Regions from separate parts of the Homo sapiens genome. Here region 2 is linked to region 1. The links are chromatin contacts, found by Hi-C in ENCODE. All regions are on one chromosome and are shown on one strand. The core of a region is the stretch at or near the end of the contact, and the rest is flanking DNA. Distances in the headings are between cores, read along the strand shown.

Region 1 (7,063 bases), core at 3,086-5,585:
TCCTTGTCCTTAACTCTGTAGAGTTATTGTTAACTATCCTTCGTCTATAATTTTTTGCTGCTCTAATTACTTTCCTCTTTTTCAGTGGTCTTTTTCCTCTCCTTCTACTCATGAATCATAGTGTTTTCCTAAGGCACTAATATTTGCTATGTTTGGATGTTCACTACCATTTTTGATTATGGGATTAAAATAATTTTTAAATCCTTCATTACAATAGGATAATGTCAGTGACACAATTAACACTATGTCTTGGTAATTTCCCTATGTGACAAACAGTGAATACTGATTTGCTTGACAATACCCAATTGTAGTTACTTAGTTTTATTTTCCTAGTTGAACCAGGAAAAGTATTTCAAAGTTTACAGTTGTATTTTCTTGACAGACAAGGAAAAAATGCTTCAAATTTTATTTTTTTAAAATTTATCATGGAGGAACTTTACCAGATCACACTTGATATGCTATCAGGGTAGCCATCAATTCAAATTATAAATGTGGCAATATTTTATTGCCCTTCATATTTTAAAGTGAGTCTAAGGATAGTGTCACAAATCATGTACAGAGTGCAGCTGAAGACACCATCAATCCTCCCCCATCATCTACATATCAAAATTCAACTTAAGTTTGTAGACACAAACACAACTATTACAATATTTTGTAGAGAATGGAAATTCTATTTCCCAAGTCTACACAAAGCTTGCTCTTCAAAAGAATCTCTCATCTGTTATTAAATAGCCACTTGGGATTCTTACCATTATTCTAGGCATGCACTGTATTGATTAAAGCTCTACTTAATATCAGATATCAGCCAACACTGAAATATCCTCCATTCAAATGCTTATTACCCATTCAAAATAACTGAAAATGTAGTTAGAGTATATGGTTGCTAGGTGGAGATATTTAAGTTATATGATCTCAGAGTCTGAACAAATGTGCATCCCATCAAAGGTCTAGACCAGAGCTGTACAATAAAACTTTCTGTGAAGACGAAGATGTTTTTCTAAACTATCCCATATGATAGCCATGAGGCACATGTGACTACTGAGAATCTGAAATGTGGCTAGTGCAACTGAAGGACCACATTATCAATTGTATTTAATCTTAATTAATTTAAATGTAAATAGCTTTATATGGCTATTGAGTACCATACTGGACGAAACAAGCCTAGTCTCTAGAAAATATAACCATGAATTATTCTTATGGTTTCCTTTCTTAGGAATAAATGTAAATGTTAGTAATATTAACATAGTACTATTTTACCAAAGTATAATGCTGCACCAAAACATTTACACTGACTTACTCACATAAAGGACATTTATAGAATACAGCAGGTACTATGTACTAGTTGTCACGCTAAGTGCTGAGGAACTTTCAGGAGTTCCTTTAGGAGCTCAGGATATTGAGAGATGCAGTAAATAAGTTAATAAACTACAATATAACTTTTCTTGCTATTAGAGGCATCTAAATAAAGAAATGTGGAAACACAACATATACAATAACTGTAGGAGTTTAAAAGGTTTCATTGAAGACTTTAAAGCTGGGATACCATGAAGAAATATGTTACAAAATAATATGCGGGGATGAGGGTCGGGGGCGTGGGGAAGTGGACAGGCAATCCAGTAAAGACATGGGGTCCTGAAAGGGCTTGGCAAGGCTAGGATACAGCAGACTATTCTCCATGTGTTGTGCAGCGGCAGAGATGTGCAGCTCCAGTCTGACTGTGAGAGTCTTACATAGGAAGCAAGAAGTTTGGCTGCCAAGTGATCACATACTGCCCTATACTTCCCCTATTGTTAGAATTTCCACACTTTTATTGTAAGTACTTATCTTTTTAATCTGCTTCATTAGATTTCAAAATTGTTACGGCCAGACCATGTCTTCCTTATCCACCACTGTGCTCCATGGCATCTGATAGAGAATTAATAAATATGTGTTTTAGGAATGAATGTTTCTGCTTGTTTTGAAGCTTGATGCTCTCTGGAACCACACTACCTACCACCTTCCAAACTACCTCTTTGACTTCTGGTGTTTTCCCTCTTGGTCCATAATCAGGTAGCCATTGTCATTTTCTAGCAGTACTTAGTGGAAGGTTTTATGACTGAGTTCCTGTCTTTTAAATAAAGCTGGGGAATTTAATAGACAATTACGTTTATGGCATTGGATTTGAGTTGCCCACAGTAATGTACTTAGATGGAAAAGAAATTGAAATAGCTCCCCTTTACCAACTCTATCAATATATGATTAAAAGGAATATTTTTATTTTTTAGTTTTTAATTTTTGTAGGTACATAGTAGGTGTATATATTTATGGAGTACATGAAATATTTTGATGCAGGCATACAGCATGTAATTATCACATCAGGGTAAATGTGGTATCCATTACCTCAAGCATTTCCTTTGTGTTACAAACAATCCACTTGTACTTTGTTTTTTAAAATGTACAATTGAATTATTATTGACTGTACTTCCGGAAAGGTGTCCCAATCCAGACCCCAAGAGAAGGTTTTTGGATTTCATACAAGAAAGAATTGAAAGCAAATCCATAAAGTGAAGCAAGTTTATAAAGAAAGCAAAGGAAAAAAAAAATGGCTATTCCATAGGCAGAGCAACGGCTTGAGCTGCTGGCCTAAGGATACCTATAGTTATTTCTTGATTACAGCTAAACAAGGGGTGGATTATTCACAAGTTTTCCAAGGAAAGGTGTAGGCAATTCCCAGGGCTGAGAGTTCCTCCCCATTTTAGACCCATATAAGGTAACTTCCAGACGTTGCCATGGCATCTGTACACTGTCATGGCACTGGTGGGGGTGTCTTTTAACATGATAATGAATTATAATTAGCATATAATGAGCAGTGAAGACGACCAGAGGTCACTGTATTCATCATCTTGGTTTCTGGTGGGTTTTGGTTGGCTTCACTACTGCAACCTGTTTTATCGGCAAGGTCTTTATGACTTGTTTTTCCTGCCTGTGGACCTTCTATCTCACTCTGTGACTAACCTCCTGGGAATGCAGCCCAGTAGGTTTCAGCCTTATTTTACCCAGCCCCTATTCAAGATGGAGTTGCTCTAGTTCAAACGCCTCTGACAACTAGTCACCCTGCTGTGCTATCAAATACTTGATATTATTCATTCTTTCTAACTGGAATAATATTTTTTAAATAGTAAAGAGTGAGATACATGAACTCCAAATATCTGAGACAGGTCACAATCAACTCAGAAAGTTTATTTAGCCAAAGTTAAGAACTTGCATCCATGACATGGCACAGATCCTGACAACATGCGCCCAAGGTGGCTGGGGCACAGCTTGGTTTTACACATTTTAGGGAGACATGGGGCAGCAATCAATATATGTAAGATAAACATTGGTCTGATCTGGAAAAGCGGGGCAACTCCAAGTGGGGAGGAAGTTCCAAGTCATAGGTAGATAACAGACAGTTGCATTCTCTTATGAGCCTCTCCAAATGAGGCAATCAGACATGCATTTATCTCAGTGAGCAGAGGGGTGACTTTGAATAGAATGGGAGGCAGGATTCCCTAAGCAGTTCCCAGTATGACTTTTCCCTTTAGCTTAGTGATTTGGGGGTCCCATGATTTATTTTCAATTCATAAGATATAAAAAAGATATAAAAAAGAAAGGTACACCTGAGTAAATATCTACTCAACAGGGAAGCAGGATACATGTTCTCTTTGCTTTCCCTGTTTCCTTGATAGCCATGCACCTTATGTTTATATTCCTCATTATTTGATGAAGTTAATCATTGCAATAAGAGAAATACGAAAGACTCTAGAACTCTAGACACGAAAGCAATTATACAGCCTTTATGACACGCAAATTTATTCACTCTGTAAAAAAAAAGTAATTACTTTCGGTAGGGTCTCCCATGTATCTTCCAAAAGGCAGACTGCTCTGGGTGCATGTAAAAATTAACACGATACCCTATACAAAAGGGAATGCTCAGAGTTAACAGCTAGAGAAGAGAGGCGCCAATCTTAGACACAGGCTTATTCCTCCGCACCCTCCCCCAAAACAAATGGAGGACAGAAGAAAAAAGAAAAGTAGTTAATACAACTATTACTCTACGGAAATATTAGGGGTAGCGCAAACAAAGTTCTGACACTAAACTTTACTGAGCCCTGCATCCTGCCCACGACCCCCCCAGAAACACCTACGCACCACTCTCCTAGCCGCCGCAGCCCCGCCAGTCTCGCCGGGAGGAACCCCCAGCGCCGCGGTACAACCACGGCACTTCCGCCCGCCCCCCGCGCCTCGGGCGCAAGCGTTTGGTGTGTCTGCGTCGGGGGCGGAGCCTCTTGTCCCTCTGCGCGGCCCGTTCCGCCTCTCTTCTCCCACCGCCTGTCGGCTGACGTGTCTGCAGTTCCTCCGCGTCTACTGCGAGTCAGGCCGTGATGGCGGACGCCTGGGAAGAGATTAGGCGGTTGGCGGCCGACTTCCAGCGGGCGCAGTTCGCCGAGGCCACGCAGAGGTGCCCGACCCTCCCTCTCCTTTGTGGAGCCCAAATTAGGCCGTGGGCGGACACGCCTGTATCTGGGACTTTAGACCCGCGGCCCTGCATCCCGGGTCTTCTCGCTGCTTGTCACCATTCTCTCCTCCTCCCTCTGTCCCGAGCCTGGATCGCAGTTCCAAGTCCAAGGCTCGGCGGGAAAGTCCTCAGCCTAGGACGCCCTGGAGCCCCCCAGCCCAGCTGCAGCGAAATGCTGGCGCGCCCCGCCCCACCATGGACGGGGCCGGTGATTTCGAGCTGCCTTTATTGAGCATTTCTTTGACCCTCCCTCACCCACCAACCACCAAATCACTGTGACATCTTGGCTATTATACACTTCCTGATCTAGAATGAGCTCGAAAGGAGAGGCTAACCCCCGCCCCCAGTACAGTACTTGGCAAATAGTATGTTGATCCTTAAAACTTCTTGCCCTTTTATCTCTCGTAACAGACCTAGGGCTAGACCCCTGACCCCATCTGTTATTCAGGGCACTGACATTTTCTACAAGCCCACTAACCTTTGGAGGATGTGTCCAGAGGAGCCTAACTCTGCTTTTTAAAAATAACGCTAATAGAAGCCTTTCTATTCTTTGACTACTTCCTACCTGCGATGTTTTATTCCTTTTGAGCCGGAAGACAGCAATCCCCTTATGCTGTATTTTCTACCACTGATAGCAAACTCGTAACTGCATGGGTAACTAACGTGGGTAAAAGTTATGGTTTCACTAGGCCACATCCCCTGCCTGCTTGCAGACCATGTGTGTAAGTGAGGCAATTATGCACTTAATTTAAAAGAAAATTCTGATTAAACTGGAAATTAGGGCATTTTTTGTTTTGTTTTGTTTTGTTTTTTCTTTTTTCCTACCTAAATAAATGTCTTCAATTTTCCCTTCAGATTTGAAGATTGGAAGCAGGCCTGTAAGAGACAACAGACTTGAAATTTGTGATGGGATGATGTGTACCAATTAAATAAATGATTTAAGCATATGTAAACCTACTTACTCTGAAAGGTTTTTTTTTAACTTATTGAATCAGTTAGTGAAAAATACAGATATTGTGATGTAGAAGTTAGTGACTAAACAAACTTTTTAAAAGCCTGTTTTCATACATTGTATTAATTTTATTGAGCGCCAATGTCTCAAGTGGACTTTTGAAACAACTTTTTTTCTTTCCCTCAGGTTGTCCGAGCGGAACTGCATTGAGATTGTTAATAAATTGATTGCTCAGAAACAGCTAGAAGTAGTTCATACACTCGATGGAAAGGAATATATTACTCCAGCCCAAATTAGTAAAGAAATGAGAGATGAGCTACATGTCCGAGGTGGTAGGTAATTCTTTAGTGTTTTTTTTTTTCTTGGATTTTTGGAAGGGGCAAAACAAACAAACAAAACCCGTAAACATGTAATTGCATACTAAATTATAGATTGTAAGATATCGTTTTCAATTGTTAATTTGATAATCAGGCTTAATATTTTTACTGGGTTCATGCAAACATGGTCATATAATTTAAATGAACTCAAATGTTGTCACTTAAAATATTTTATCATTTTGAGTTATGTGTACTATACATGAATTAATTGTTTCTTTTTACAATTCATTAATTTATTGCATGACTCAGGGAAGGGTATTCAGCTGCCTTTTATTAGGTGGTAATTGTGAAGGGGGACAGTATCTTACAGGATTATAGATTTTTGAAAATCAAGGCTGTATTTCTTTTTAAGGCTTACTTGTACTTACAAATTAGGTAACTCAATCCAGTGTGGTGCTACACCAATCATATTGTATGAAATGCTGTTAAAAACACGCACAAAGTTGGTTTCCTTTGTCTTCTTAAAATTTGAACAGACTACCAAGCATATTTGAATACTATTTGATTAAAATAGAAGCAATTATGAAAGCCTCTCTTCATATTATCAGAGTGTAACATTGGTCTTTGTCTTTTTTTATTTATCTATTTTCCTTCATAGTACCTTTAAAATATGAGCTATAATTTGAATTACTTAACAGATTTTCTTATGCTGATATGTAGAAGCCTACCTTTTAGTATCAAATAATTGAAAAAAAGTTCATCTTAATTTAGTTGTCAATATCTCTTTGATCACAGTAGATAAATTCTGAATTGTGAAGGGAAATGAATACCCTTCATAGATAGAGCCAATTTGTGTGCCAGTTGGTGCTCATAATTGGCCTGATGTTATTTAAAAAAAAAAAAAAAATTGAAAGTAAGTTATTGCTTATGGCTTCAGCCATGAAGACTTAGCCATCAGCTAATGGTGTGTATTTGAAGACATTGATTATTCTGGCTCTCTGTTCTATGCAGGACTTTGACCAAAACTTAAATGTTAGAATTTATAGCTTTGGGTTGGTATGTACGCATAGATCATTTAAAATAAATGAATGTCTTTTCTTCAAAGGTCGAGTAAACATTGTTGATCTACAACAGGTAGGTTTTAAATTTATAAAATTTTTGCTTTACTTTCTCAATTTTTTGATACTGTGAATTTGTTCAAGTATTCACTAATGCTGGTATCATATTTTGTGTAGTGTTTATAAAGAAATAGTTATA
Region 2 (7,063 bases), core at 2,446-4,945, 2.3 Mb after region 1:
TTACTCAGGTGGAAATTTGGGAGGTTTGTGTCAAGGTACTGGGTGCTACTAAGACCCAGGTCCGGCTCACTATCTCGAGGAGTGTGAAAGTGTGAGAGATAACATGGGTGTCTTTTTGGTGTAGTTCTGTTATTCGAGGATGTTTCCCCTCCACTCAGCGCACCCCGGCAAGAGGGAGTCGGCTCCGTTTCTTCAGACAAGTCCAGCTCAGGGTATTGACTGAGTAGAGGTTCCTCCGGACCTGGGAGAAGCTGGGGTGGCGCCAGCATCTCCTTACAGGTGCCTCCATCCTGTCCTTGCGGAAGGGGCTTAGGACACCCCGCAGTCCGCGCCCCGAGGTGGCGAGGCCCGCACGAATCGCCTGCTCAGCCATTGTCCTAGCGAGTGATCTCGAGGAGCTGTGCTGGATGGAGTGAGGGAGATATCAAGACACCTTGTCAGTTCAAAGCATTTTAGCGTTGTTTGAAATCCTCTCCACGTCAACGTAAGCAGCCTGTGTATTTGAACAGCTGCTTTGAACAGTGAAAGGGAATAAACTGATTCAAAACCTGGAGGTGTCTGCCCGAGACACCTTCAACGTGCTTTTATGCGGGCGGAGAATGGCAGGCAGACGCGCGGACTCTGCCCTGACAGGGTCAGCCCAAAGAATGGGCCCCAGAGCCCGGGGCGGGGGAGGAACCGGTGGAGAGGCCCCAGTCTGGACCTAAAACCAGCGAGAGCTCAGGTTTCGGGAGCCCCGAAGAGGTGCCGCGCTGGGAGGCAGACAAGGAAGCCCAGGGTGCTCGGAACCCGGCGTTCGCGCCAACCGGGCCCCTGGCGCCTGGAGGGGAGGCGGCGGTAGCTCGTGGGGAGGTGTTGCTCAGAGCCGCGGTGCGAGCCCAGCCTGGCCCGCCCGGTGATTGGCCGCGCTTGGGGGTGGGGGTGGGGTGCAGAGACTGAGGCCCCGGGTAGGCTATTTCTTTGTGTACTCCCGGGGATTTATTGGGTATATTAAACCCTGTTGGGAACGTTTCGGCTCCTTGGCCGCCAGCGAAATGAGACGGGGATGGAAGTTGGAGTTGAGACCTGGGAAGTCAACGTGGGAAGGATCTCAGCATTAATCGCCGGTGATGTCCTATCGCAGACAGGAAGTTTTGATGTACACGTGCAGCCTATTCTTGTCCCCTCACACTAGCGCCCTATGCCGGGAGGAGGGCGGGGGTGTGGGGTGGGGTGTGGAGAGAAAGATAAGAGGAGGAGGAACTTTTAAATTGATTCAGAGCCAGGCCGCCTCAGTTCCTTCGAAGATGTGTTTGAAAACTTCATTCTTCTTTCGAGTGTATCATCCTATGGGCTGCAGAAGGCCTTGTGCCTCGAGAAATGTGAAATTAAATCCAGAGAAAAGCAGACACCTGCCCCAGAAAGGTGGGGGAGAAGTATGAGCTGCTTAGCACTTGGACGCGGCCCTTCCCCAGGGCTGGATTCTTCTGTCCGTGGGAGCTCTGAGCTCCAGGTCCGCGAAAAGAAAGGCACGACATGTCAGGAGAAGATGCGGCTGGCGGGCTGTCTGTGCGCTCCCCAAGGCCCAGGGAAAGTCACGCGCCTAGCACAGGGGACGCAGGGCCGAAGCCGGGAGAAGGCGGTTCTGCCCGCCACCCAGCCCCTTGGCTCGCGGTTGCGGAGCCGCGGGCACCAGTCGCTGAGTCTGCGCGCTGAGGCTCGGACTTGTTCATTTTTTCCTAGCTAGACAAAGTTATGGGATTCCTAGCAGCCCCCAGGCGCGCGGCCAGAGTGGCCCCGCGCTTGCGCTGGGACGGAGCGACACGCTGTGTGTGTCCTCGCCTCGCCTCGCCGCGCGGGTGCGCGCGTGGTGGGGGTGCAGGTCCGTCCTGCTGGCGGCCTGTGGGCTCGCCCCTCCCCTATCCATTTCTCTCCCCCACACACGCTCATAAACACAGGACACGTGGAAATTCTCAGCCAAAGCGTCTTGCCCGGGCGGGTGCTCAACGTGGTGATTTATAAACAGCTCAGCCACTCTCCAAAGAGCATGACTCCTTGTTAGTCATGATGAATTTTCTGGCCCGCTCCAGTCTGCTGTCTGGATTCAGATGCTCAGAGGCCCCAAAATGCTCCCTCTGAGCGTTGATTTGGCTGCCCTCTCAAGCCTACGACCGCCGGCAAAACCAGCGATAGAGCGAGGGGTGAGAGGTGGGGACGCGATCCAGGTTCCCTGGGGTCTGTCATTCCCTTCCCGGCAGTAACTGTTGATTCGCTTTACAGCGCCCATGTACACACCCGGCCCTGCGTGGCGGTCACGCCGCTCCAGCCTGGGTCCGCGCCCAAGTTCTAGCTACCGGGCTTGCAGGCTCGGAAACTCGCAGGCGGCACCTGCTCTGGGCGGCTAAAGAACTGATGGCGCGACGCGCCCGCGCTCCGTAGAGCGGCGCTGCGGGTGCATGGTCCCATAGTCTTGCTCTGGAGTTCACTGCTGAAAGCTGAGCTGGGAGCTTGGCCAGGGAGCGCCAAAGACATAGACTAACCCCACCCGCTAGCGCCCACCGAAGTTACTGATTAGGAAGGTTCCCCTGGCATCAGCCCATTTGCTTCACACACTCTTCCTCCTTCCCAAGGGGCTAACGGAAAAGTTGCACCTACCAGCGGTAGGAGCACGGGGAATCGCGCACGCAGGCCCTCCGCGCGGCTTCCCGGAGCGGCCTTTGGCGACTGCGCCGCCCCTACAAGGCCGCACACCCCTCGCCAGCACTCCGGCAGCCTCGCACAAGACGGAGCCCACGCAGGCTTCTAGTTTTCTAAACCAAAAACTGCACGCGCCGGCGTGTGAATCTGACGGAGAGACTTTTAGAGTTTTGTTTGGTTTTCAGTTCAGACCGCTACGCTGTCAGAGCAAGCAACTCCGAGCCTTGATGGGAATGACTTACAAGCCGCGGTGCGGGCTGAGCCTGCCTCTCTCGGGGTTCTTTCCCCAAGGGAGTGGGAGACAATTGGGCCTGGAACCTAAAAGGAAGAGAGCCTGTGCTAGCCGCGGGGTAGAGGGGAAGGAGAAGAGCTTTGGGCCGAAGTGTCCGCACACCCTGGAGCAAGAGACACTTGTGCACTGAAATTCTAACCGTGGGATGCAAGGAGAGTTGAACAGGGGAACAGGTCTGGCTCTTGGCTCTAGGTTTAAGAGATACACACTGTGTGTGTGTCCCTAGGTGAATAAAAATCCGACTCCCGCTGGCTCGGTGCGACCCAGCTTTTCCCTTACCCCCTCCGTTTCCCCATCTTAAAGCCCTATTGGGAAACGAAAGTGGACACCACTGCCTCCCGCCCCCCACCCCAATCCAAGTCTTCCAAGTGTCTGTGGCCGATAAGAGCACCGGGACCGCCCCCCTGCCGGTCTTCTCTGCCTGGGAGACAGATGGGGGGCGGGGCCCATCCGAGAGAGGGCGGAGGAGGCCCCGGGTGAGGAAGAAGCGGGGGGGTGAGAACTGAGAGAATCTGAATCGGGAGGCGAAGGGGACGGGGAGGAGGGCTAGGAGGACTCCGAGCCCGGGGGAGGGGGAGGGAGTAGCTCTGCGCCAATCAGTGGCGCCGGCCTGGGAGGTTGCTAGCGGTATCCACGTAAATCAAAGGGCGCGGAGCCAATGGGAGGGGGCGGAGGGGGCGGGGCCCAGGCGCGTGCCGCTGCGAGCCGGCGCTGCCAAGAGAGCGGGAGAGAGCTGGAGAGAGCAGGGAGAGGGGGGAGCGCCGAGCTAGTCAGAGAGTGAGCGAGAGCGAGAAGGAGGGAGAGGAGGAGAAAGAGAGCGAGGGCGGGCGGGAGGCGGCGGCGGCGGCAGCAGCAGCAGTAATAGCAGGAGCAGCAACAGAAGGCGTCGGAGCGGGCGTCGGAGCTGCCCGCTGTGGGAGAGAGAGGAGACAGAAAGAGCGAGCGAGGAGAGGGAGCCCGAGGCGAAAAAGTAACTGTCAAATGCGCGGCTCCTTTAACCGGAGCGCTCAGTCCGGCTCCGAGAGTCATGGCGACCGCAGCGTCTAACCACTACAGCCTGCTCACCTCCAGCGCCTCCATCGTGCACGCCGAGCCGCCCGGCGGCATGCAGCAGGGCGCGGGGGGCTACCGCGAAGCGCAGAGCCTGGTGCAGGGCGACTACGGCGCTCTGCAGAGCAACGGACACCCGCTCAGCCACGCTCACCAGTGGATCACCGCGCTGTCCCACGGCGGCGGCGGCGGGGGCGGTGGCGGCGGCGGGGGGGGCGGGGGCGGCGGCGGGGGCGGCGGCGACGGCTCCCCGTGGTCCACCAGCCCCCTGGGCCAGCCGGACATCAAGCCCTCGGTGGTGGTGCAGCAGGGCGGCCGCGGAGACGAGCTGCACGGGCCAGGCGCCCTGCAGCAGCAGCATCAGCAGCAGCAACAGCAACAGCAGCAGCAACAGCAGCAACAGCAGCAGCAGCAGCAGCAACAGCGGCCGCCGCATCTGGTGCACCACGCCGCTAACCACCACCCGGGACCCGGGGCATGGCGGAGCGCGGCGGCTGCAGCGCACCTCCCACCCTCCATGGGAGCGTCCAACGGCGGCTTGCTCTACTCGCAGCCCAGCTTCACGGTGAACGGCATGCTGGGCGCCGGCGGGCAGCCGGCCGGTCTGCACCACCACGGCCTGCGGGACGCGCACGACGAGCCACACCATGCCGACCACCACCCGCACCCGCACTCGCACCCACACCAGCAGCCGCCGCCCCCGCCGCCCCCGCAGGGTCCGCCTGGCCACCCAGGCGCGCACCACGACCCGCACTCGGACGAGGACACGCCGACCTCGGACGACCTGGAGCAGTTCGCCAAGCAGTTCAAGCAGCGGCGGATCAAACTGGGATTTACCCAAGCGGACGTGGGGCTGGCTCTGGGCACCCTGTATGGCAACGTGTTCTCGCAGACCACCATCTGCAGGTTTGAGGCCCTGCAGCTGAGCTTCAAGAACATGTGCAAGCTGAAGCCTTTGTTGAACAAGTGGTTGGAGGAGGCGGACTCGTCCTCGGGCAGCCCCACGAGCATAGACAAGATCGCAGCGCAAGGGCGCAAGCGGAAAAAGCGGACCTCCATCGAGGTGAGCGTCAAGGGGGCTCTGGAGAGCCATTTCCTCAAATGCCCCAAGCCCTCGGCCCAGGAGATCACCTCCCTCGCGGACAGCTTACAGCTGGAGAAGGAGGTGGTGAGAGTTTGGTTTTGTAACAGGAGACAGAAAGAGAAAAGGATGACCCCTCCCGGAGGGACTCTGCCGGGCGCCGAGGATGTGTACGGGGGGAGTAGGGACACTCCACCACACCACGGGGTGCAGACGCCCGTCCAGTGAACTCGAGCTGGGGGAGGGGCAGAGCGCGGGGCTCCCCCTCCCCTTCGGTCCTTGGCCCTTTCCCGGCCCTCTTGTTCCCTCTCTAACTTCTGATTGTTCTTTTATTTTTAATTATTATTTCCCCGTCCCTTAAAAAGACAAAAAAAATAAGGCAAAAGGAAAGCAACTAAGACACTGGACTATCCTTTAAAGGTAGCAGGTGTAATGATGTGTTTTGACCTTTGCAGGCGAGTAACCAGGCAATGGAGTGGAGTGTCTCCTGGAGAGAGTGAGGAGAGTGTGTGATAGCTAGAAAGAGAGAGAGACAGAGAGATGGCAAGCACTGAGATAAATACCTGGCAAAACTAAATAAATTACCAAAAAGGAAAAAAAATCCACCAAACCATGATAAACACAAAATGCAGCTTCCTGATGCTTAGAGTTGGCACATGCTGCTGTGTTTATTTATTGTGGATTCCCATCAGGAAAGAGGAAAAAATACACATGTTCTTTCATATAGGCAAAATTTAACCACATAAATTTGCACTGCAAGAAAATTGAAGTTTACGTGAACAAATTCATGAGCATATTTTCTCTTTCTCCCCACCGTTAATTTGGGAGTTGCCGTTTTGGGGGATTTTGTTTTGCTTTGCTTTATTCATCGGAGAGAGTTGAAGCCAGCTCTTGGCCACTCTCCATTTCTAATGTTCTTGTGTTGCCCCTTCTTCGTACTGTTTGTGAACTTTGGTTACCTTCACATTCCCCTTACGAGGGTGTAACATCTATTTGTTCCTCTTACCAAAGCAAAAGGATTGGCTTCATACAAAATAGACAATTCTCTGATTTCAGGAAATGTGCATGGTCTACCCGCTTTATCGAAGGCAAGAATCCGGTTTGGAATATAAAAATAAGCATTGGTTGTTCTTACCAGCCACAAAGTAAACTTCATTTTCAGGCAGTGTTTCTGGGGGAGGTTATGGAGGGAAGAAAAAAGAAAAATCGATAGTGAGTGACTGATTGCTTCATTTTATCAGGCGGGCCCATTGTGAAAGAGCTCAGGGGAAATGTGGAGGTTAAATATATTTCCAGAGTTGTCCAGCAGAAAGAAAGTGGCACTTTGAAGAGAACTAGGGAAGTACATATCTTCAGATATCCCTATATAGTTCTCTACCTTCAGTTTTAGTAACAATTATGAAGAATTATTTGTGCTGACAGCAGCAGTTAAACTTTGTTTCTCTAATAGCTTTTTTTTTACATAAAAAAAGACCCAGGAACTTAATAGTGTATGCATAAGACTGTGTTTTTTAGCACACAGATACCCACAGCATACACTGACGATCTCCACGCAGTAGACAGGTTTTGTCTTCACTAGCTCATTTGTTTATCAAGTCATATTTAGGGTCCCACACCCTCTTTTCCTGTAATTTATTGCAGAATACACCACTTTGACTTGGACAGCTTTCTGCCCCCTCTTTCACTAAGGAAGGCAAATGAAGTGAAAAAAAAAAATGCCATTTTCAATCCTTCCTTTCTCCCCTTTGTTAATAGTTTTAAGTGAATTTTTGACCTTATCTTAATGGAAAACGGTTAACTCCAAACACAAAAGACTCTACTGGAAAGTGTAGGTGAAAAAACTTGTAACTGTATTGAAAATAAATACCATTAAACTGTGATCAGTTAAAATTTAAAAGAAAAATCAGCACAAAAGGGCGCTAAAAGGGAAAACACTTTTTATTAATCTTAAAAGTTTGGGGGTT

Evidence for each region. A loop is a pair of places that touch in the nucleus more often than their neighbours do. Pooled maps may share reads with other maps.
Region 2: a loop to region 1 is called in a map of B cell, with 12 times the contacts of the local background. The contact joins the promoter of POU3F2 here to the promoter of UFL1 in region 1. A Hi-C loop is called at or near these places in 3 of 168 maps with a recorded cell type or tissue (B cell, CD4-positive, alpha-beta memory T cell and naive thymus-derived CD4-positive, alpha-beta T cell) and 7 of 50 pooled maps.

What each region holds. Positions count from the first base shown.
Region 1 is chr6:96,517,471-96,524,533 of GRCh38, forward strand. It overlaps UFL1 (UFM1 specific ligase 1), which reads left to right and starts at 4,336. Exons shown (of 19, transcript NM_015323.5): 1 at 4,336-4,480; 2 at 5,676-5,821; 3 at 6,912-6,940. The coding sequence starts at 4,404. It overlaps UFL1-AS1 (UFL1 antisense RNA 1), which reads right to left and starts at 4,244. Exons shown (of 4, transcript XR_007059687.1): 1 at 1-4,244. RefSeq lists enhancers at 2,179-3,052, 3,053-3,924, 3,925-4,796, 3,941-4,130, 4,797-5,668.
Region 2 is chr6:98,830,879-98,837,941 of GRCh38, forward strand. It overlaps POU3F2 (POU class 3 homeobox 2), which reads left to right and starts at 3,696. Exons shown (of 1, transcript NM_005604.4): 1 at 3,696-7,063. The coding sequence starts at 3,996. The coding sequence ends at 5,327. It overlaps PNKY (long intergenic non-protein coding RNA PNKY), which reads right to left and starts at 822. Exons shown (of 1, transcript NR_148381.1): 1 at 1-822. RefSeq lists a silencer at 3,637-3,706 and enhancers at 4,345-4,414, 4,413-5,009, 5,010-5,605.